Linked DNA regions of Homo sapiens: region 2 is linked to region 1. The links are chromatin loops, found by intact Hi-C in ENCODE. Cell type or tissue: heart left ventricle. All regions are shown on one strand. Each heading gives the region's core, and the rest is flanking DNA. Links, peaks and the distances in the headings are about the cores only. Region 1 holds the start of CSMD2 (CUB and Sushi multiple domains 2). Region 2 overlaps CSMD2 (CUB and Sushi multiple domains 2).

Region 1 (11,568 bases), core at 2,445-10,444:
GCCTGTTGCTCACAGGGAGAATGAGAGGGGCAGGCAGGGAGCCAGCACTTGGGGCTGGGCTGAGACCCACACTCTCCTAGGCTAGATGCGGGTAGGCTGTTATGTCTTTGACTCCTGCCTCTCCATTGCCCTGCAGATGTTTCCAGGGTCCCCATCTCTGCCTTTGCCCCCATGTTTCCTGGCTCAGACTATTGCAGTAGTCTTCTAAGTGGTACCCTTTCCTTTCTTACCCTTTCCTCACAGAGAAGTTAGAGTATATGTCAGGCCACATCACTTGGCGTCTCTTTCCCAGAAATGAAAACCTACCTTTCATATTCAGAGCTGTCTACTTTTCACTAAAGGAGCCATGCTATACACAGAAAATAAATGTAAACAGATATCTCTTTACATATATTTTCTGACTGTCAAGCATCTCTCTCCTCCCTCCATCTGAAAAGTCATCTCCTCCTGTTATAGAATGAATTGTGTGCCCCCCCACCCAAATTCATAGGTTGAAGTCCGAACCCCTAGTACTTCAGGATGTGACCTTATTTGGAGGTAGAGTCTTTAAAAAGTCAGTTAAGTCAAAATGAGGTCATTGGGTTGGGCCTTAATCCAGTATGACTGGTGTCCTGATTAGAAGTTTGGACACAGATATGTACCATGGGAACACATGTGAGGACACAGGGAGAAGAAGGCAGCCATCTACAAGCCAGAGAGAGAAGCCTCAGAGGGAACCAACTGTGTCGACCTCTTGATCTTGGACTTCCAGCCTCCAGAATTGTGAGGCAATACATTTCTGTTTTTTAAGCCACAGGGTCTATGGTACTTTGTTGTGGCAGCAGTCCTAGCAAATTAATACACCTTCTATTTCTCACTGGCTAAGAATAAAATGCAAACTCCTCGCCATCCCCTAATAGACCCTATGTGATCTGCCCCACTCCCTATCTCCCATTGCTTACCTGGATCCAGCCCCATCCTCCTCCTCCTGGCCCCCTTTCCTTTTTACAGCCTTGCCTGTGCTCACTATACCAAAAGCTCTTTCCCCAACTTTGCATGGCTGCCTTGCTTAATTCTATTATTATATTAATTAATTAATTAATTAATTCATAGACAGATAGTCTGGCTCTGTCACCCAGGCTGGAGTGCAGTGGTGTGATCATGGCTCACTGCAGCCTTGAACAGCTGGGCTCAAATGATCCTCTGGCTTTAGCCTCCTGAGCATCTTGCTTAATTTTAGATCCCATCTTCCACCGTTGCCATCTCAGAGAGGCCTTCTCAGACCATCTCCTTAAAGCACATCCCCATATTGTTTCTCCTAGCACCATAAACTTTCCTTTTGTAGCATCCTTAATTAGTAACTTTATGTGTATTTGTATACATATTTTCTGCCTTCATCAAGTCAGGGACTGTGCACTAGGTGTATATTCATTGTCTAGCACAGCACCCAGGCACATAATGATGCTCAATAAATATTTGTTGAGTAAATGAATCTTCATCTTTTCAAGGTCTTTATCCATGTCTCAGGTTCCAGACCAAATCCTACTTTCCTTCTTAAATTAGCCTTCTGATCCCCCAAGTCCAGGAAAAGCTCACTGTCTTGACATGCCTCTCGGTAGCATGCCGGTTCTTCAGTCATGGTGATTATCGCTGTCTGACGGTATCAGTTACGTGTGGGTTTCCACCTCTGGCCTGCATCCTCCCAAAGCAGGACCACACACTGTGCATCTCTGCAGGGCCCAGAGCACAGCCTCGCTCAGGGCCCCCGAGCACAGGAGGCGCTCAGTGAAAGCACGTGGACCCAAATAGATCAGAGAGCAGGAATGGCGGAGGATGTGAGTAACTGGGCCTTTTGCAGGGATAAAATAGGTGCCCTGCCCTCCACAGCCCCCAGGGAGAAGGATGACAAACGCTCCTTTTGCCCGGGAAAGTTCTGGGGGTAAATCTCATCTGCCCGTTGCAGCCACAGAGCAAAGTTCTGGAGCTGAGAAGAGGGTAAGAGAAAGCCCATTGGCCTGCAGCCCCAGAATTACAGAGCAGCCCAGACTCTCTTCTGCCCAGCTGTGGGCTGCACAGGAGGCCTGGGCATCTCTGCCAGTTCCTTTCTCTGGAGGAGAACCCCGCCTCCAAGAGAGGGGTAAAGTCGGAGCTTAGAAGCCAGGAGCCCACCCCCAGGCAAGCCCAGCTAACAGCCCCCAAGGCCACCACCACCACTCACTGCTGGCGTAGTCAGTCCCTTCCTCCTCTCCAGGGCTGGTGGGAAGGCTGAGCCCTCTCTTTCGGGGGCTGAGTCTGGACAATGGGAAGGGAGAAGCCCCCTCCTCACTGCCCCGGGAACATAAAGCAGGCCTTTCACTGAGGAGTTCTGGCTGCTTCGGTTGGTTCTTGGCACCCAGCAAGGCGGCGTCGGGAGGGGCGGGCATACAAGCGTGTTGGGGGTGGGGACCAGGCCCGCGATTCTGAGGAGATTCGCCCGCCCAGGGCCACCGGGCTGGCTCCCCAGCTGTGGGATGAGCTCATGCAGGGAAACCGGAACAACTTGGGGTGGGGGGAGGGAGGAAGAGTGGCATCTAGGAGGCTGCGAAAGCGTGGCTCTGGGGAGGAAGTTTTTCATGGGGAGTAGGGACAAGCCTCCACTCCTCCAGCCCTGCCCCCGCCCCCCAATTCATATCGTCAACTCCACAGCCCCTCTTCACACCCTTCCTTGGATGGAAATTCCTGGCCACGCTGACAGCCGGCCAACCTGGGTCGCCAGCCACCCCCAGCCTGGCTCGCCATCCCTACAGTCCCTCTCCACACCCTTCCCCGGAAATTCTCAGGCCCCACCGCCCGCCGGCCACTGCCCCCTTGGCCACACAGATGCCAACGCTCCGTTTTGGCCAAATCAGGCTGCCCTAAGCCCGGAGCACAGCTTCTCTGGGGTGTGTCGGCAAAGGGGGCGGGGGTGCCCATCGCAGGTGCCTTTCCACTGCACGCGCCAGCAGAAGCCTCCTCTCTGGACCTTGCCCCTCCCAGTTTCCTCCAGCCTCCCCCCATGAAGCGTCTCTTCCCTCTCGCCGAGAGTTTGGCGTAGACAGCGAAGGAGCCATCGTGACTGGCGGAGAAGCCTGGAGTAGACGAGACAGAGACGGCGACCGAGTCGGGTGGGGGATGGGGTGGGGACCGACACTAAGCCCTTGGGGCCTAGAGGCAGCCGCTACTGGGGAGAGGTGGGGAGCAGCTCACGTCCTTGGGAAGAACTCTCTTGGTTTGGGGCCTTGGCTGGGAGGAGGAAGGGGAGAAGAAGAAGTAGGATCCGATTATTTAAATTTGGGGATAAATTGTACTAGTAACTCTTGCACCGTCCTTCCACCAACCTCACTCCCCACCCCCAACTCGCGTGCACACAGGGACCGCCTCTGCCACCCTGAGATTTTTGTCTTAGGGTAGGAGTGGGACCGCACTGGGTCAAATGAACCGGTTCCCCCCCCTCCCCACCCCACACACAACCCCCCTCCACCGCCCTCCAATTCTTAACCCTGCCTCTGTCTACGCACACACGCCCCTCTCCTGGGATGGGGTAGGAGGCTATTGTGAATGAGGCTCATAAGCATCGCCCCCGGCCCTAGATGGCAAGTTCAAAGCCACCACCCAAGATCAGCTGGTAAGAGCCAAGACTTGGGGAACGCGTCCTTCTTTGGTTACCTTTTCCCAGACAGGATTCCAATTTCCAAACGTGGAAGAGGTGTGCGTGTATGTGCCTGTGTGTGTGAGTGCGTGTGTCTCTGTCACTGTGTGTGTGTGTGTGTGTTTGTGTGTGTGTGTGTGGAGAGGGGGGTGTATTAATGGGTGATGTTATAAATGAAAACAGGAGGACTGAACTTAAAAGAAACTGGTCAATTGCAAAACAGACACGGATAAACAACCCTTTAGATGTAATTTGTGGTTTATCTGGAGGTGGAGGTGGCGCTGAAGAGGAACCCCCGCCCCCCAATATTTTATCCTTAGCTGCGCCTCCACCCCCAGCATTTGGAGCGGCGGAGAAGCGGCTCCGGAGTGATTAATCCGGGGATAATTCACCCCCTCCCGCCCCCCGGCGCGAACCCCGCGAAGCGGGATTGGAGCGAGTCATTTCCGAGAGCGCAGCGCGCCTCTCCCCGGCCGGGCGGACACTTGGTTCATTCCAGCCGCAGAAGCTCAGGGCTCCCGCGTACCGGGATTTTTTCCGAGCAGAAAAAAGCTCCAGAGCTCTCCTGACCTCCTTTCTCCTCGGCGGCGAGCGGAGCCTCTCCCTCGGCGCTGCCGGCCGCGCCATGCCGCGCTCGCGGGGACGGGAGCTGGGGCGCTGCGGCTGCCCCGCGGGGAGGGCTCGCGGCGAAACCGGGATTTCGGCGCTTGTGCCGGGCGCCGGGAGCCGCTGGGGCCGCCCGCCGCCGCCAACGCCGCCGCCTCTGCTGCTGTTGCTGGGCTGTGGGTTGCTCAGCGTCTCGGCCGCCGCGGGTGAGTCCAGCCGCGCCGAGGAGCCAGCGGCCGCCGCGCGCCCCACCCGAGCCCCGAGCCCACCCATCCTCGACCCGGTCCCAGTCCCTCCCCCCGCCTCTATCCCTGCCTGAATCTCCCACCCTCCCAGTTGCCTACTCTCATTCTCATCCCTGCCTCCGTCTCCCACCCCACCCTCAGCCACGTCCTCACCTCCACCCTCACCCTCACTGCTGCCCCAACCCCAGCCGCAACTTGGACGGATGCGGCCGGTGTGGGGGCCTGGGAGACAGACATCCCCGCCCGGGGTTGCGGGGCACCTGGTCTGTGGCTTCAGTTTCTCCAGCCTCCCAGCCCCCACGGTGCTAGGCTTTTTCCCGATAAACTTTCCGGGAGCCCTACTCCCCCGGCTCCTGATTCTGCCAGGCACGCTGGTCCTGGGGGCTGGAGAGGAACCGTGCGCCCCCTCCCCATTTCTGCGTCTGCAAGGTCTGCCCTTCCCTGCCCCCGCCCATTTTCTCCAATTGAAACCGGTGCCCCCTCTGGAACCGACTGCAGACTGCGGCCGCCATCCCCCTCCTCAAATGCTACCCCTCCCTCGGCGCTCGGAGCTAGGAGGGGGTTCAGGTGGACGCGTGCCCACGGTGGGGGTCCCGCGCATTCCTTGCAGGAGGGTGCAGGTGGGGGCTGGAGGGTGTTGAGGGATGGGAAGGAGGGGGTGGGGGTTGTAGCCCGAGGCGGGGGAGGGAGTGCCGCCGCCAGGCTTCGCGCTGCCACATTCCCCTCGGTGCTCACTCCGCGCCAAAGTGCCCTTTCCCGCGCCCTGCTGCAGCCGAGCGCCTCGGCTGCGGCAGCGGCAGCGGCGGCGCGGGCGGCGGGACCAGCTCCCGACGACCGAGTCCGGGAAGGGGCAGATCTAGCGGGTGCGGAGAGTCCCGGAACTTCGCGGGTGTCTGGCTGCAGCTTGCAGCGCGCGGGGGAGGTACGCGAACCTTCGAGGGAACCCGGTCCCCTGTGGAGGCTACTGGCCGCGACTGGTGCCCTCCCGCTTTACCCACAGCACCCCTCCGAAGCTCAGTTCTAGCTACAAGCTAGAAAGTTCCGTGTGCCCGGGTGGAGACGGGTCCAAACCGGGATGCCTGGAACCGCATTTTCATTTAGCCCGCGAGGCTGACACCCACTGGGGGAGAAACCGAAACACCTGCTGGCCAGGCCTAGACCTAGGGCACCTTCGACCTGGAGCCGTGTTTTCTTTTTTGTTTTTGTTTTTGTTTTGTTTTGTTTTGTTTTGAAACCACCGATTGAACCTCTGAAGGCTTGGCCTGGACCACCCCAGTTCCCCTTCTTGGGAAAGTGCGCCTCTCCTCTGGCAGGTCAGTGAGTGGCGAGCTCTCTGGCCCACTCTGGCCTTCAGCGTCTTGTGAGTCTGTCCTCGCAGACCGTGTCGCCCACCGCTTAACCGCGGCATGTTGGGGTTCTTGGTCAGGGAGGGCGCCCCGAGCCAGCTCTGGCTCTCTCATTCCTAGCTGACGGGACTTTCTTAGGTTCTGCTAAGAGTCATAGCCACCGACACCCAGAGAGGGGCGCCCGCGGTGCGCGCGCCTGGGAGCTCTGGCCTCTCGCACACCCACACCCACTGGGAGGCTGTGCATACCGACGCTGCTGGTCACCCAGACTTGCCACATGGGCGGTGGGGGAATCGCTGCTACCTCCCGCCAGGCCTCCCGGACGTACGTTGAGGCGAGGCCGGTCTCTGGCTTAGCTGATTGGAGAATGTCTCGGCATCGGACTGAATTGTTTTTCTGGCTAGATTTGTCCCTGCCCCTTGGGCATATCCTGCCCCTAGGGGAGAGAAAAAGGCCGACTCACCGGCGCTTGCACCGCTCAGCGGTGCTGGAATCCTGCCCTATAGAGATCCATTTGCTCGCAGCTCCTTGCTCAGTAGAGAAGTTGCGGGGAGGGGGCCTTGTGTTCATGGCTTGGGGTAGTTCCTCTCCGGCAGGCCCTGCTCTGGCTTGCAAGCTTCCAGTACATTTCTTTTCTTTTCTTCTCTTTCTTTTTAAATTTTTTTTAAGACGGAGTTTTGCTCTTCTCGCCCAGGCTGGAGTGCAATGGCGCGGTCTCAGCTCACTGCAACCTCCGCCTCCTGGGTTCAAGCGATTCTCCTGCCTCAGTCTTCCGAGTAGCTGGGATTACAGGCGACCGTCACCACGCCCGGTTAATTTTTGTATTTTTAGGAGAGATGGGGTTTCACCATGTTGGCCAGGCTGGTCTCGAGCTCCTGACTTCAGGTGATCCGCCTGCCTCTGCCTCCCAAAGTGCTGGGCTTACAGATGTGAGCCACCGCGCCCAGCCCAGTACATTTCTTTTTAAGCCTTTCCCGCCTTTAGATGGGCTGTTTGGCCTTGCAGGCAGCAGAGATTTGGAAATGGACTTGGTGACAGAAGATCGGCAGGATTTGGTACATTAGAAGGGGAAACACATTCATTTTGTGTTCAGTTCACACTGTTGAATTTAAAAGATGCTCAGGACTGAACCGTCTCCCTTCCTCGGCTCAGTGATCACTGGATAAATGAATAAAATAGTTTGAAAAAGGGGAGTCTCCTCACCCACCCATACCTTCTCCCCTCAACCCCTTTAGTCCTTGTCCTGCCTTGCACTCCCCCTCCCCCTCCCCACCCCAGCCTCCCTGGAGACTTCCCACCAATTACCTGCTGTCCCTATCAATCATCCTCCCTTTTTTTTTTTTTTTTTTTTGAGAGGGAGTTTCACTCTTTTGTTGTCCAGGCTGGAGTGCAATGGCGCAATCTCGGCTTGCTGCAACCTCTGCCTCCCGGGTTCAAGTGATTCTCCTGCCTCAGCCTCCTGAGTAGCTGTGATTACAGGCGCATGCCACCATGCCCAGCTAATTTTGTATTTTTAATAGAGAAGGGGGGTTTCTCCATGTTGGTCAGGCTGGTCTCGAACTCCTGACCTCATGATCTGCCCACCTTGCCCTCCCAAAGTGCTGGGATTACAGGCGTGATCCACCGCACCTGGCCACCCTCCCTTCTTAAAACACATTTCCCTTTGACCTGTGAACAGGCTCATCTTTACCACAAAACAAGCCAAGAAGCCTTCTTGGCCCTATTGACCTATCTAAGCCACTGCCCCATCTCTTTTTGTCTTTTAGTCACTTCTCTTCAAAGGGGTCTTCATGTCAGTTTTCTCTACTACCCGTCACTCCTTACTTCAACCTCTGTCTCCAGGATGACACTGGAACACTCTAGAAGAGAGCACCAATGACCACCTCAATTGCCAAATACATTGTACTTTATCTTTATTTTCTTTTATCTCTCTGTGGCTGTGGCCACTTTGGATGAATTTCTCTTCCTTGGGCTTCTGGGACACTATGTTTTACTGATTTTTCTCCTATCTCTTGCGTGTTCCTTCTCAGTCTCTAATACTAACACTTATTCCCCTCCCTGAAGTATAGTGTCCTGCAGCATTTAATTCTTTGTACTTTTTCCCATTCCTTTTCACCACTCTCTGGGTGAGCTCATCCTTGCCCAACCCTTTCACTACCACACTCTGAAGCTTCCAGACAGATCTCTTCTGCCAAGACATCTCTCCTGAAATTCATCTATTGGCTTCCTGGTCCATGGGAATTCTGGGTCTAGGTAACCCATGTATCCAGCTGATCCTTGGACATCTTCACTTAGATATTTCCCTTCCAGAGCAATCTTATTAGCTTCTTTCTTAAGCCTCCCGTATTTCCTTTGTGAGCTGGTGGTTCCTGTAGCCTCCCAGTTATGGAGCCCAGAAACCTTTGGATTATCCTCAACTCCTTCCTTATCATATGGTCATCAAATTCTGTCAGTTTCATATCCTCAATTATTCTCGAACCTAGCTACTTTCCTTGAGGAGCTCTGAGCATTGAAAAAGCTATCATGCCTTCCACTCCCTTACTAACTAATTTTTAAAAAGCAATATTAAACTATAAGTAGATAGTTTAAGTAGATGGAATTCTGACAAAGTTCTGATTTTTCCCGTGCCAATTACATCATGGCTTTAAAAAAATCAAATGCCAAATTAAAAAAATTTCCCCTGCTTTGTATGTTGTCTGAGTGCTTGCTTTTAGTCAGCCTCTTGTAGACTAGAGCACTGACTGTACTCAATGTTCTACTGTAGTACAAACTGAATTGTATTAAAAAGCATTTATTTGTCTGCCTTATATATTAAAATGTGAGCTTACTGAAGGCAGGGATGGTGCTTTATTTCTCTTGGTATCCCCATATCCAGCTCAGGTTCTGGCATAGAATTGGTGCTTGATGTATGGCTGTTTGATCAGATGATTTTTACAGTTTTCTTTTTCTTGGAGAGTTTTCCAAGGACTGATAAGACTAAATCGGGGGTCAAGGAAGCCAGCTGGTTTGCAGAGGTAATAAGATGACAAAGACATCTGGTCCCCTGTTCCTTTCCCCACAACTAAGTATCACCGTTTGGTTACAGTTCCCTAGGTTCTAGAACCAATGCAACAATAAGCCCTTGGCATACCACTCTCCTCCAACCCTGAGCCAAGGAAAGGCGTTTCACTACTCAGTCACCAGTGTGTGTATGAATTTGAATTTCCATTTGCAATCAAGCTGAGGGTTTATGGTTTTTAAAAAATGAGCTGACTGCAGCGGAGAGTGCCCACCATATCTAGGGCTGGTGAGTGTGTGGCTTTGTTGAAGGTGAGATTAGAATCATGCACCAGGGACTGGAGGACCAAATTGCAGGGTCTTGGACACTGCCTGGTTTGGGTTTCTCCGGCAGAGCCCAGCAGGCAGCTTCAGCAGCACCCCCTTCACCCTCATTCATGTGCCTGACCTGCCTGTTTCACCCTCATCATCACGCCAGCAGGATTAAGGGAACCTGATTGCTCCGCAGAGCCTTGCTGGAGACCCAGCTGATCTTCAGGCCTCTCTAGGGCTCAGTCTCCCTGCTGTAAAAAGGACAAGTAATTCCTGAGTTTTTGGAAGGATTAGAAACCAGAGATGCAACGAGTCCAGTGCCATACCTCATCGAATGTGCCTATTAAATAGAAGCTGGGGCCAAAGGAATCAGCCAGGAAGTCTATGTGCCCTCACCATGTCCTTCCCCACCTACCATGCTCAGAGAGCTGTTCTGGACACCCAGGGGAGTTATAATAACAGCTCATATTCACTGAGTACTCACCGGCACTGTCTTAAGCACTTGGATGTATTAACTCAATCCTCTCAGCAACCCAGTGAAGCCTGCAGTATTATTATTCCCATTTCATAGATGAAGAAACAGGTTCAGAGAGGACACATAACTTATCCACGCACTAAGTAAATAGCCGAGCCACAGTTTGGATGCAGGCCTGGCTGACGCCATATCTTTTACTCATAACCTTGTTGCCATTCAACTTCTTGGGGACCCAGCTGGTACCACGTCCCTGGAAGCGTCTGCCCAGGCTGCCTTCTTTGGCCTTGCTCTTCCCACTGGGCTGTCCTCATCAGTTATACTGTGCTGCTTTTGAGGCCTGAATCCCACACTTCTAATCCTCAAGCAGCTATTGTCCATTCCTTTCCACCACAAGCTCCTGGGTGGGGGGGGGGCAGGCTGTAAAGTCATTCTTGGTTTCTAGCCCCAAACACCCATCTAGATGGAACTCTACTGTGGGTTCTTACAACTCCTCACATTTCCTTTGTTGTCAGAGTCATCAGGACATATTGGAATTTCTTGCTTAGTGAGGTGGTTATCTGTCTCATTTCCCTAAAGGACTGTGAACTGAGGCAGGGCAGTGTAGAGCACATAGTGGACACTCAGTAAGTGTGCTGATGAGACAGTCAGAGCTGATGAGACAATCAGAGGCAGGTTGTTTGGAGCCCAGGGCTCCCTTTCCTTTAGACCACCCTGTTGGGCATTCCCAAGGGCAGCTGGGGGCTGGGAAGACTGGAAACGGGTTAAGGGGCATCTTCAAGTAGGAGGCAGCCCCAGGCCCATCTGCACAATAATAATAGCTCTCCTTTACCGAGTGCTGGTTAAATGCTTTGTAGACATTACCATTTAATTATCACTGTAATATTGTATTTGAAGATACTGAGGCTCAGAAAGTAAGCAGCTGGGCCAAGGCTGTAGAGCAGGTAGGTAAAGAAGGCGGGATTAAACCTCAAGTCTACCTGACCCTAGGGCCCATCTTTTTGGAAAGCCCTTGTTACAGTGCTGGGCCCATTGTTACCATTCAATACATGTTAGATACTATTACTATTACTACAACTACGGTCTACTTGCTTTCAGCACCAGCCTCTTAGAAATATAAGAGAAACAATTCATACACTCTGCCACTCTCTGGCACCACTATACCCAGTGGGGGGAGTCTTTTCTCTTTGCTCCTCTGGCTGAAAGCACACACCTTAGAACCTGGTCCCCTCACTCAACCCATCAACCCAGCTCAGTGCCCTTCATCCAGGAGGGTAGGGAGGGAGAACCCTCTACCTCGAGAATGCACTGCATTGCCCTCCCTGGATTTATCTCCTTGGGTGGCATATGGCCTTGCACCCCTCCTCTCCATCTGCTGCAGTGTCGTGAGAGCTTCCCCAACAACAGGGGAACATCGGGGTGAACCTGCAAATAGAGGATTATTTCAGAGTCTTTATGCTTACAAAGACTCTGTCTCAGGGTTCACTCGCTTTGAGAAGGGCTTGGTTTTCCCTTGGACCCACAGAAAGCAAAGAGTGGGCTATGCAACGTGGGAGTTTCTCTACTTGAAAATGATGGCGTGGCTCTCAGAGCTCTTTTCTTACTCTTGTAAGTTAAGAGAAACAAAGGAAACTCATATTTATTTTTCCCCTGGACTCTAGAGAGCTCAATCTCCTGGACTGTCTTTTCATACTCCTCTTCTAAAAATGAGATTCTTTATCTTCTTTTCTTCTCTCCCACCCAAACACACACTTAGTTCTTAGAGCTTTGGGAGAAGGTGAGACCCCTTTGGCCTTCTCAGGTAGCTTAATGTCACATGAAAGATAGTCATGACCCACTATACATCCACAAATGTGAACTTTAGCCAAACAGCAGATGAGAGGGAAGGAGATGGAGTGGAACATGATGGGGTGGGATTGGAGAAACAGCCTAATTTGAGGTAGA
Region 2 (11,568 bases), core at 2,470-10,469, 510 kb after region 1:
AACATCCTGTCTGTACCACGTGGATCCAGCCTTTCCCCGGGTGCTTTGCCAAGCAGCTCCAATTCAGGAGCATTAAAGAGAGAAAGTGAGAACAAAAAAAAAGGTGAGCGGGAAGCATAATCACAGCCATTCCTATTGAGTGGCTGCCACACTAAGCTCTCCACTACATCAGCTCTTACAATTTTCACAAAACCCTTACAGTATGGGCACCATTATTACTCCATGTTGCAGATGTGGGCTCCGAGGCTTCTCATACAAGGTCATCTAGTTAATAGCAAAAACCATGTGTCTGTTTCTTAAACCTAAGCTGCTAATCATTGTACTCTATTGCCTCCCATATAAATAATCCTTCCAAGTATGGCCAGAACAATGAGCTATTTTTCTTCTAGGGGAACATTTACATGTGTACAGTGCCCTATAAAGCTAGAGATGAAAGCTAAGTCTGATTTTAACTGGGAAGGAAAAAGATTGATGCATATTTGACTTTACAAATAAGTTCAGTAGCTGTCAAATGTTGATATGTAAACAAATGAGTGTGCCTGTGTTCCAGTAAAACTTTATTTACAAAAATAGGCATAGGCCCAGATATGGCCGTGGGCCATAGTTTGCTGTATGCTTCCTTAGGTGTTATTGAGTAGAAGGTATCAGATTGTGTAACTCAAGACTCGTATACAATCCCAGAGGTTATAATTAGTGACATCAGTGTATACAGTTGCCCTAGGCTGCCGCTTCTCAAACTTTTCCGCTGATGTCCTCCTGATAGCAGAAGAGAATGGGTGTGCATCCTCAGGATGTCTGGTGGCTGTAGCAAGCACAAAATATCTTTAAGGCTTCACATTTTTGCTTAAAAACTAATATGAATTTTACCTTGTAATCCAGAATAAATTCTTTTGTTTTAGTATAAAAGTAGTTTTTCCTTAAATTGTTGAGAAAACTGATATTCCAATCAAATCAGTATTATTTATCCTGTGGTTTCAAGAACCTCCTTGCCCTAGAGTGCCCTGAGCACAGGCTATGAGGGATGACATAGCTGGGGACTGGGACCGGGCCCCGCTGTCAGCTCTGGGCTGTGGAGGCAGCCAGGGTTGTTCCAGCTCTTGAGATTCCTTTCTCTGGACTAACTCTTGCACCCATTCCTCCGGTGTGTTTTCTCATGCCACATTTGTTCATTTATTCACCCACTCATTCTCCTATTTATGTATTCCTTCCATCTAGCATTCATTCAGTATTCGCTTATAAAACACCTGCTCTATGTTAAACTAGGTTAGGTAATAGACACGAAGACGTCGCAAATTCCTGAGTATTTTGAATTTTTAATATATCTCAGCTATTTTTGAATTCTTCTCTGCCCACTTGCTACAAATATCTGACTTTTCTTCAAATATGGTTTCAGTCTAATGGATCCTTGGTTGTCTGCCATTGCAAGAGAGAGCATGATCTTGACCTAACTTCAGTAACTCCCGGTAACCTCACAACCACTGCTTAGCATTTAGGCAGGCCAACTCGCAAAGTCCTTTGCAAACCCTTCCAATTGAATACATGGAGTTTATTTGTTTGTTTGTTTTAGAGATGAGCTCTTACTCTGTCACCCACACTCGAGTGCAGTGACATGATCATGGCTCACTGCAGCCTTAACCTCCTGGGCTTAAAGGATCCTCCCACCTCAGCCTCCAGAGTAGCTAGAATAACAGGCAACTATCACCACACCCAGCTAATCTTTTTTATTTTTTTGTAGGGTCAGGGTCTTGCTGTGTTGCTCAGGCTGGTCTCGAGCTCCTGACCTCAAGTGACCTTCCTGCCTTGACCTCCCAAAGTGCTGGAATTATAGGCGTGAGCCACCATACCTGGCAGCATGGAGTTTAGACTTAATTATCTTGTCACTTCCTCCTTCTGATCATGTTAGTTACATTATACAAAATTGCAATGCTTTGTTTATGTAACAATGCTTGTATTCTTAAGCTGAATTCAATTCTATAATTATAACAGTATAATCATGCTTAACTCATAGCATCTCATGACAGGCAGATGACAGTAATGGTGAAGGTACTGGAAGAATGGTAGTGGTGATATCAGTGAGAGTGACAAGTGTGATCACAATTGGTGGTGGAGGCAGTGATAGTAATGGGAGTGAGAATAGTGGCACTGTGGCTACAGCTGATGATGATGATGGGGAGGTTCTGGTGGTTGTGGCAATGCACGGATGATGGCAATCAGTGAGGGTGATGAGCTGGGAGCCTCCTGAGTGGCAGACACCCAGGCGACCTTACCCTCTCTTCTATTTCCTTGCCCCAGTGTCCACAGCAACGTCCTGCAATGACCCTGGGATCCCGCAGAATGGGAGTCGGAGTGGTGACAGTTGGGAAGCCGGCGACTCCACAGTGTTCCAGTGTGACCCTGGCTACGCGCTGCAGGGAAGTGCAGAGATCAGCTGTGTGAAGATCGAGAACAGGTTCTTCTGGCAGCCCAGCCCGCCAACATGCATCGGTACAAAGCAGCTGCAGGGTGCACTCTGCTCTTGGGGCTCACAGTTGTGTGCTCCAGAACCTTCCATGCACAGCAGCTGCATCTTGGGCCTGGGGCCAAGAGAATTGAAACAGACAAAAGTTGCAGAAAACCCATTGTTTACCCTGCTTTGCATGCATGTGTCCCCACACGCACTCACTCACGTTCACACTCTATACACAGAGCACTACAAATTCCTCACTTGCTAAAATTGTCCCAGAGATTTCCAAGTCAGACAGGTCTGTCCCTTTCTCTCTGGCCCAGGCTGTACAGGTCAGAAGGAGGACAGTGGGTCATCTTGGGTAATAAAGGCTAACAGATTCCGAAATGACCCTTCTATTACCTGAAGCAATAGAAGGGCACCCACAGCCTCAGAATGTAAAGAAAAGAACCTTGCTTTTGCTGTTCTCAAGGAAATTATTGGTTACCTGGGTTTTGGTTCTTTTAGGTTTTAGAGATAGAGTCTCACTCTGTCGCCCAGACTGGAGTGCAGTGGCACCATCACAACTCACTGCAGCCTTGACCTCCTGAGCTCAAGTGATACTCCTACCTCAGCCTCCCAAGTAGCTGGGCTTGCAGGCCTGTGCCACCACACCCAGCAAATTTTTGTATTTTTGTTGTTGTTGTTGAGATGGAGTCTCACTATGTTGCTCAGGCTGGTCTGGAACTCCTGGGCTCAAGTGATCCTCCTGCCTTAACCTCCCAAAATGCTGGGATTACAGGTTTTGTTTCTTTAGATCTGTCCTCAGTCTTAAAACCTTCCTGTATGAGAGATGAAGACATGAAGGACCTGAGACTTGTCTAAGGTCCCATCACTTAAAAAGGGTGGGGCCTGAAAAATCCTGCCTCTAACTACTTGAGACTGAGAGGAGGAGGGAACTTGAAGGGAGGCTGGGATGGGAAAGAAAGGTAAATAGATAGAGACAAACCCTCCAGGTGCCCACTTCCACATGTCTATTTTGCTCAGGTGAAATAATGAGTGTTTATCTCCCCTGTCAATGCTGGCTGTTAGAAGAGAAGAGAACCCATGGTCACTGAGTCCTTACTGTGTACTTGCCCCATACTGGACATTTACTTAGATAACCTCATTTAACTTTCCCAACAGCTCTCTGAAATTAGCACCATTTCCTCATTTACACTTGAAACTGAAACTTAGACAAATTTGGATATCTTGTCCCAAATCACAGAGCTAGGATATGGCAGAGCCAAGATTTACACCCACGCCAGTCTGAATGCAAAGCCTCTCATTTTCCTACCTCCCACACTGCCTCCCCTGCTGGAGATGGGTGTAAGGGGCTTCCTGAGACAGCTCCTGCAGGAGCGTCTGCCCTGGCCTGCACCTCTCTCACTCAGGCTTAATGGGAGGCAGTACGCTGCCCAGGCCTCTGAGGACTGGCCTATGACAGTCATGGCTCTGAGGCCTGGCCCTGAAGTTGACACACTAAATCCTGCTCCTCAGTGGGAATTAGGAGCCGCATAGGTATGTGGGGCAGGAGGTTGAGACCTGGGTTTCAGATCCAGCTGAGTTCTTCACTACGTATTCTGCTGTGTAGGGAACAGTATGGGATACTGAAGTAGACACATCCAGATTTACTTTCTAGCTCTGCCATTTACTACTTTGGTGACCTTGGGAAATTACTTCAACTCTCTGAGCCTGAGTTTCCTTATCTCTGAGGGTAAATACACTTCCCTTATGGCATTGTGGGGTGAGGACACGCCTAACCCCAATCTCAAGAAATACTAATTTCCTTCCTTTCTATCTTCCTTCCTTCCTTCTTTTCATCCTTCCCTTCTTCGATTCCTTCTTTCAAGTCTTCAGACTCCCTTCCCCTTCCCTAAGCCAGAATTCCATCTGCTCAAGGGAATTCTGTTGAGGCCCAGGAGAGAATCTGGGAACCTCTGAGGCTCCTTCCAAATTCAGCCTTCTGCAAGGCTGTGATTCCTTAGACTTATTTTACAGAAAAGCAGGTCCTGAGATGAGATTGTCCCAAGTGGAGAAGGAGGATTGTGCTAAGCTGAGGAGAGCAATAAATGTGCAGTGGGTAGGGTGGAGAGGTTAATTCAGTTTTCATCACCCGTTCTTCTACACTCGGCTTTGGGAAATGTTCCTCAGGCAACAGAATAAATGCCTTTGCCTCTTCTCTCAAATGAACTGGAAATCCCAGTGACATGCTTCTGATTTCCAGCTCCCTGGGCGTTCTGCCATGAGCGGGTCTAGCTGGCCCTGATAACCCTTCATTACAGGGAGGAAGCAAAGGAAGAAAACAAATACTCATTGGATGCTGTCCCCGTGATAGGCACCGGGCTAAACATTTTAGCTACATTATTGCAGCTGAAATCACTCTGTGGTGAGGTTAGAGCTCGGGATTCCACTCCCTGGCTCAGGTCTGCCTTCACCACAGCAAGCTGTGTGGCCTTAGACAAATTGCCCAACTTCCCTGTGCCTTAATTTCCTCACCAGTAAAATAGTGAAAATGGTAGTACTTACCATCTAGCATTGTTTTGAGGATTAAAAAAGAAAATACTATAAAGCAATAAGAACTGTGCCTGGCTCATAGTTAGCACTGTGTATGTTAGAAGCCATTATCATCATTATTCTTTTACTTTCGAGATGAGGAAATAGAGGCTCAGAGGGGTGGACAGCTGGCCCAAACTCACACAGCCAATGAGTGGCATTGTCAGAATTTGTGCTCAGGATTGTATGACTTCCAAATCAATGCCCTTTCCACAACTCTCACCCTCAGTCCAACCTGCCCACTTCTTGGCTGTCTAGAAGGATCTGCAGCTTGCACCCACTCCCATCTGGGCAACCATGGTTTAGTAAGCTCAAAAGGACCCCTCGACTAACCCTGAGCAGTAGGAGCCTTCCTGTTGGCGAGGCAGCCCAGGGATCCAAGCAAGGCCTTGGGGCACAACTGGCAGCAGCCAGGGAAGCCCATGCCCGATGCCATGGAACTATCTAGAAGAGATCTGTGCCCAGACAGCAGCCTAGAACCCAGAGACACTGATAGTACTTTGGGGGTTGGTGGGAGAGTAACAGGGGCAGTTTCAGAAACACAGAGACTCACCCCATCTGTGGCAAACTTAAGGGAAGAAGCCCCTGAGCTGGCAAAGGGACGTGGAGGCTGGGAACCAGAATGGAGGCCTCGTTGTGCCCCCTTGGGAAGATTTCCCCAGAGTTGGGACTTCTGATATGACACTGGCTTTCCACTCTCACTGGCCACATCAGACTCTGTTTCTAGGCTGGCCTGGGCAAGGCCACGCTCCATGGACTGGACATTACAGTCTTGCTTTGTTAAGCTCAAGGGTCTAGACTGATTGTACTGGCCTCTGCTTGGCCCCACTTATCTAGCCCTCTGCTCCTGAAGGATTCAGTGGTGGAGACACAAGTGAGACATAAGCAGACCCAACTTAAGGCACCACCTCGCTCAGAAGCTCCTGCAACAACTGTGCTCTCCCTGCTGGCCAGCGGGGAGAAGCACGCCTCCTCTACTCTGGCTACTGCTACCGACTGTATGGAAGTAGAAAGGGGGAAAACAACAGACTTTGGAGCCAGTCCCATGTGAGTTTGAGTCTCAGAGTGACTCTGGGCAAGTTACTTAGGCTTTCTGAGACTCACTTTCCTCCTTTATAAATCAGGAAGAATAATCCATTGCTCATTGAGTTGTTAATGAGACATAAATGAGATAGTGTATCTAAAATGTGATTTGTTAAGTCTAATACGTAATAGATGCCTATTTGAGTGTTTCTGATACTCAGGATGGTTCTTGGGATATATTTTCCCATGGAACAAAAAGCAGACTACTCATGACCACTCGGATTTTATGTTCAGCCACATTAGGGCTCTTATGGCCTGACCTGAAGACCTACCATTTGTTTGAGACCCTGTTAGGGATTGACCCAGCCCTTTAAGCCTCACCCTGAGTAAAAGCCACAGCCAGAGGTGGCTCCATGACACAGCTAAAGTACCAGTGCTCAGCTCTATGACAAGCCAAAGGCTGCTCCTAACTTTGGAGTCAGGTATACCCTTTTGCTCCCCCCACAAAGACTCATCTTGGATTTTCTAGCCAGCCCTTAAATGGCTCTCTGTGTTCCTGTGGGCTCAGTGTTGACAACCTCTGATGGTGCCCTGTGGTTTCCAGACCAAACCATACCTATAGTCTTGGCCATCCTGCTAACGACCCCACACGCTTCCCAGCTCTTACTCTATCCAGTCCTCATGCCACGGTACAGCAGCCCCAGCCATGGAGGAAGAGACCTGATCCAGGCTCTGGGGAAGCTGCCCCAGAAGGTCCCTAGGTAAATAGGTTGCTGTGTCACCTGGCCACTTTCTCCCTCCCCACCTGCTTGAGAGACCTGTCATCTCAGGGGAGGGCGACCACGTAGACTGATTGGGGATTAATAATAGCTCCATACAACTGAGGTACACACATACTCTTGGACAAGGCCTTTTGGAAAGTTGGAAAGTATCTGCAGCCGCGAGCAGATGCCAGGAGCACTGGCAGCGTAGGAGACCAGCTGCGCTTGGCAGGCGAATGTGAGCCTGTTTCCCACTCCTCCTGACATTGAGTGCACGGGAACTCACAGTCAGTACCCACAAAGCTTGCCGGGAAGCCGATGTGAGGCAGTGAAGGAAGGCCATGTACTTCATAGGTGTACAGACAGTGCCGGCTCCGTCTATCAACCATTCACTCTCTACCAAATACTTCAGCAGACATCTCCAATAATCTTTACAACCACCCCACAGAGAAGATATTGTCTCTTTTTATGATACGGGAGAGACATCGAGGGCTAGAGAGGCTAGATGAGTTCCCTGAGTTCACACAGCTAGGAAGTAGCAGGGTCAGGTATTTTTAAAGAATAATTTATTAGGCCGGGCGCGGTGGCTCACGCCTGAAATCCTGTGACTTTGGAAGGCTGAGATGGGTGGATCACAAGGTCAGGAGATCAAGACCATCCTGGCTAATACAGTGAAACCCTGTATCTACTAAAAATACAAAAAAAAATTAGGTGGGCATGGTGGCGGGCGCCTGTAGTCCCAGCTGCTTGGGAGGCTGAGGCAGGAGAATGGTGTGAACCTGGGAGGCGGAGCTTGCAGTGAGCCGAGATCGCGCTACTGCAATCCAGCCTGGGGCTGGGGGACAGAGCGAGACTCCGTCTCAAAAAATAATAATAATAATTTATTGAGGTGAAATGCACCTAACATAAAATTACCTGTTTTTCAATGAACAGTTCAGTGGCATCTGGTACTTTCGAAATGTTGCGCAACCACCACCACTATCTCTGAAATATTCCCACCCTCCAAAGTAGAAGTCCATCATTTCACCTTCTCCTGAGTCCCTAAGCCAGGTTCAACTTCAGCCTGTCAGCCTCAGCCTCTCCTCTCTCAATAGTGCATTAGCAACACCCATGAAAATGAGCCCAGGGTGAAGAGGCAGCCTCACCCTCGTCTTCTTCTCTCCTCAGCTCCCTGCGGGGGAGACCTGACAGGACCATCTGGAGTCATCCTCTCACCAAATTACCCAGAACCCTACCCGCCAGGCAAGGAGTGTGACTGGAAAGTGACCGTCTCACCAGACTACGTCATCGCCCTGGTATTTAACATGTATGTACCTTTCCCCCGGGTGGGAGACGAAGGGTTCAGAGTGGCTAGGGGCTCTGGGACCTGGGTCTCCAGGTGAGTATTCACAGGTCTGTAGCAGAGTTCTCAGCTCCAGGGAGGTGAAGAAGCCGAGAGAGAGAGAAACTAGCATTTATTGAACATCTACGTGCCAAGCACTGTGCTCAGTGGTCTCATGCATATCATCACATCTAATCCTTGTAGTAATTTGTGAGGAAGCAATTATTATTTCCTCTCTACCTCTGAAGATACTGGGACCTGGAAAGGAGGCCTTTGTTGGATGCCCTTGCCCTGCCCTCTGCATTCCCAGTCTGCTTCCCCGGCCCCTTCCACCCCACTCCAGAGGTATAAACAGGCGGGCTTGGGTCCCAGGCACCCCCCCCAATCTAGCTCCTGCACTTGCTTTTCCATTCCTGCTACAGAAAAGCTCTTCAAAAGAACTGCCTCTGCCTTTCTCTACTTCCTCACCTCCCGTTCACTCTCAACCCCCTGGAACCTGGTTTCTGCCTCCATGGTTCTACTGGAAACTCCTCTGATAAAAGCCACCCACGAACTCCTGGTTCCAAACAAAATGGGCCTTTCTGTGTTTTATCCACTCCACCTCTTGATCACCCTTTCCATCCTTAGACTGCTTTTTCCCTTGGTTTGTGTGAAGTTACTCTTCCCAGTTCTCCAAGCTCTTCTGTGACTTCACGTGGACCTCTTGTTAAACCATCTTCTTTTGCCGGGCTTTGTCAAAACCTCCTCTTCTTCCCCTACACCCCTTTCCTGGACAAGTTCGGTCATTCCTGTCTCCACTCTCCTCTTATAAGTGGAAGACTCCATTCTGCTGCCCACCCTGGCTTTATTCTGAGCGTCAGCATCGCTATCCAGATGTTGGGCATCTCTGTCTGGGGCCTGCAGACACTGCAAATGAGCATGTACAAAATCAAGCATATTTTTTCTCCCCCAGAAGAGCTCTGTTCTGAGCCTTGGGGCTGGCATTGACACCTGCTCTCACGGCTTCTTCCACTAGCAGCAACCAAGGCATGCAGCCTCTATCGCCTTCACTCTCCTCATGTATTTCCTCTTCTCCATCCTCCTAGCTCCTGTCCTGGTTTAAGTCCTATCATTTCCCATCTAAATTACTGCCCTCATCTCCTAGCTGGTTCCTCTGCCCCATCTTGCCTCCCATGCCGATCTCTCCCTTAGCTAGCTGTCAGAGTGATCGTGTCACTCAAAAATGCTGAAATAACCACCCTACTTTCCATTTTAACATCCTCTAATGACAGTGCTCAGCAATAAAAAAGAATGAACTACTGATACATGCAACAACGTGGATGAGTCCCAAAAATATTATGCTGAGTGAAAGAAGACAGACATAAAAAAGTACATAATGTATGATTCAACTCCTATAAAATTGTAGGATCAGCAAAACTAATCCCTGGTGAAGAATTCTAATCAGTGTTGGCATCTGAGGGTAGGGAAGGTTGAATGGGAAGGGGCATTTGGAACTCTCTGGGGTGGTGGGACAGTTCTGGGTCTTGATATGCATGTGTCAAAACTGATAGAGTGGCACACCTTAGGGCTGATCATTTCACACGGTGTAAATCATACCTCAATTCAAAAACAAAGAAACAAACAAATAGATCCTTTATTTTTAAATCCTATCATGGCCCTCTATTGCTTATAATAAAGGCCCAAACTTTGGAGTTTCATTCCAAACAATCTGGTGCTTGCCTACCTCTCCAGTCAGCCCCCCACCCCATCCTAAGCCCACCCCATCCTAAGCCCTAAGCTCCAGCCAGATGGAACTCCTTGCAGTTTCAGGGCCTCACGGATTCTTTCATGCCCTTATGACTTTGCCTCTGTTTCTGCCTTCACAGCAACTTCCTGTTCCCTCCTTGTCCTATCTGTAAGGGTCTTCTCATCTCCCAAGACTCAGTTCAGGCTTGATTTCCTCCATAAATGTTTGATTTTTCATCCTCCCCAAGGAACCTTGCTTTGTGTTTCTGCTCTGCCTCGGGCTGACTTCATACATTATTTTGTTGTTGATATATCTGTCACTTCCTACAGCACCATCAATTTTTGAAGGCAGAAGTGGTGTCTTACATGTCCCCATGTCCTTGGCACCTTGCACAGTGCCTGGAATATCGAGGGTGCTCAAAATTTGATGATGGAAGGGAGAGACAGAAAGAAGGCAGTTAGTTAGGAAGTGGTGATGCCATCATTTGTGACCAAGACTCACTCCCTCCGAAACCCTTCGCCGGTGACTTTCAAAAGAGCAGATGTCAAGAAGCTGAATTACAGGGGCAAGAAGACCGTGTCACCCAGCCATGGTGTGTTGACCCCGCAACTGACACCAGTGTGACAAGGTGCCAGGTGGGAAGGAGGCCAGTGCGCATCTGGCTCTGTGCCCCGTGCCTCCCAGTCCCCCATCCTGTCTCTTAGCCAGCCTTATCTCCTTTGTCCTAGAGATGTATGACCTCCTCCCCCTGCTATATATCTTAGCCAAAAGGTAGAACAGTCATTTTACTCTCAATCTCAAATAGAGTACAGTAAGTCCTCAGTATCATCAACAGGTTCTTGGAAACTGTTGACTTTAAGTAAAACAAAGTATAGCAGGTCTTCAAATGTTTCCTTCAATGTCATTTCATTATATTGTTTTTGTTTTGTTTTGTTTCTGAGACAAAGTTTCATTCTGTCACCCAGGCTGGAGTACAGTGGCACAATCTTGGCTCACTGCAACCCTTCCTTCCTGAGTTTAAGCAATTCTCATGCCTCAGCCTCCCGAGTAGCTGGGATTACAGGTGCATGCCACCACACCCAGCTAATTTTTGTATTTTTAGTAGAGACAGGGTTTCGCCATTTTGGCCAGGCTGGTCTCAAACTCCTGGCCTCAAGTGACCTGCCCACCTTGGCCTCCCAAAGTGCTGAGATTACAGACATGAGCCACTGTGCCCAGCCTGTATGTTGATGAGAAATAAACAATTGGTTTTGTTATATGTCATTTCACTTAAAGTCATGGTTTCTGAGAGCCTGTGGACAATGCTGAGGACTTGCTGTATCTGAGTATCCCAGACCATGGCTGGGCAGGAGCAAATTTGCATCTGAAATCTATTCTCTGCAAGCTCATTTACTTTTCTATTGTTTTCATCTTTGCACACTTGATTGGTATCAATTGCCTTTGTTAGATATATACTTAAGAGTGGAATTGCTGCACCAGAGCACAGGCATACAGGGGGGACTTCAAAAAGTTTGTGGAAAAATTGAATTTAAGATGAAAATAAAAAATATAAACTTTATTACTCAACATAAACTCCATCAAGTTCAAGACACTTTTGTAACCAACTATTCCAGTCATTTTGTCCATCCCTAAAGAACAGAGGGTCCTGGTAATTTAACCATGTCAATGTAGTCTTTTTTACTTTATTAACGGAAGAAAAAATGGGTGCTCTTTAAAGATT

Evidence for each region. Peaks named below come from ENCODE experiments on the same cell type or tissue, not always from the same donor. Only the 100,000 strongest peaks of a DNase experiment are listed, where the experiment ranks them.
Region 2: it touches region 1 in a loop (3-fold over the local background); 3 of 110 quality-filtered maps call a loop at or near these places.

Annotation. Positions count from the first base shown.
Region 1 is chr1:34,157,801-34,169,368 of GRCh38, reverse strand. It overlaps CSMD2 (CUB and Sushi multiple domains 2), which reads left to right and starts at 4,139. Exons shown (of 71, transcript NM_001281956.2): 1 at 4,139-4,458. The coding sequence starts at 4,272. It also overlaps a transcript of C1orf94 not described here. RefSeq lists enhancers at 5,629-5,688, 6,109-6,238. In heart left ventricle, for the core only: a CTCF peak has its summit at 6,017; DNase peaks (open chromatin) are centred at 4,098 and 6,048; H3K4me3 peaks cover 3,346 bases; H3K27me3 peaks cover 4,451 bases.
Region 2 is chr1:33,648,862-33,660,429 of GRCh38, reverse strand. CSMD2 (CUB and Sushi multiple domains 2) reads left to right here. Exons shown (of 71, transcript NM_001281956.2): 27 at 2,293-2,484; 28 at 7,969-8,107. Among named protein-coding and RNA genes, the nearest start is that of ZSCAN20, 180 kb to the right of the region's middle. In heart left ventricle, for the core only: a CTCF peak has its summit at 5,972; a DNase peak (open chromatin) is centred at 4,718; H3K27ac peaks cover 248 bases.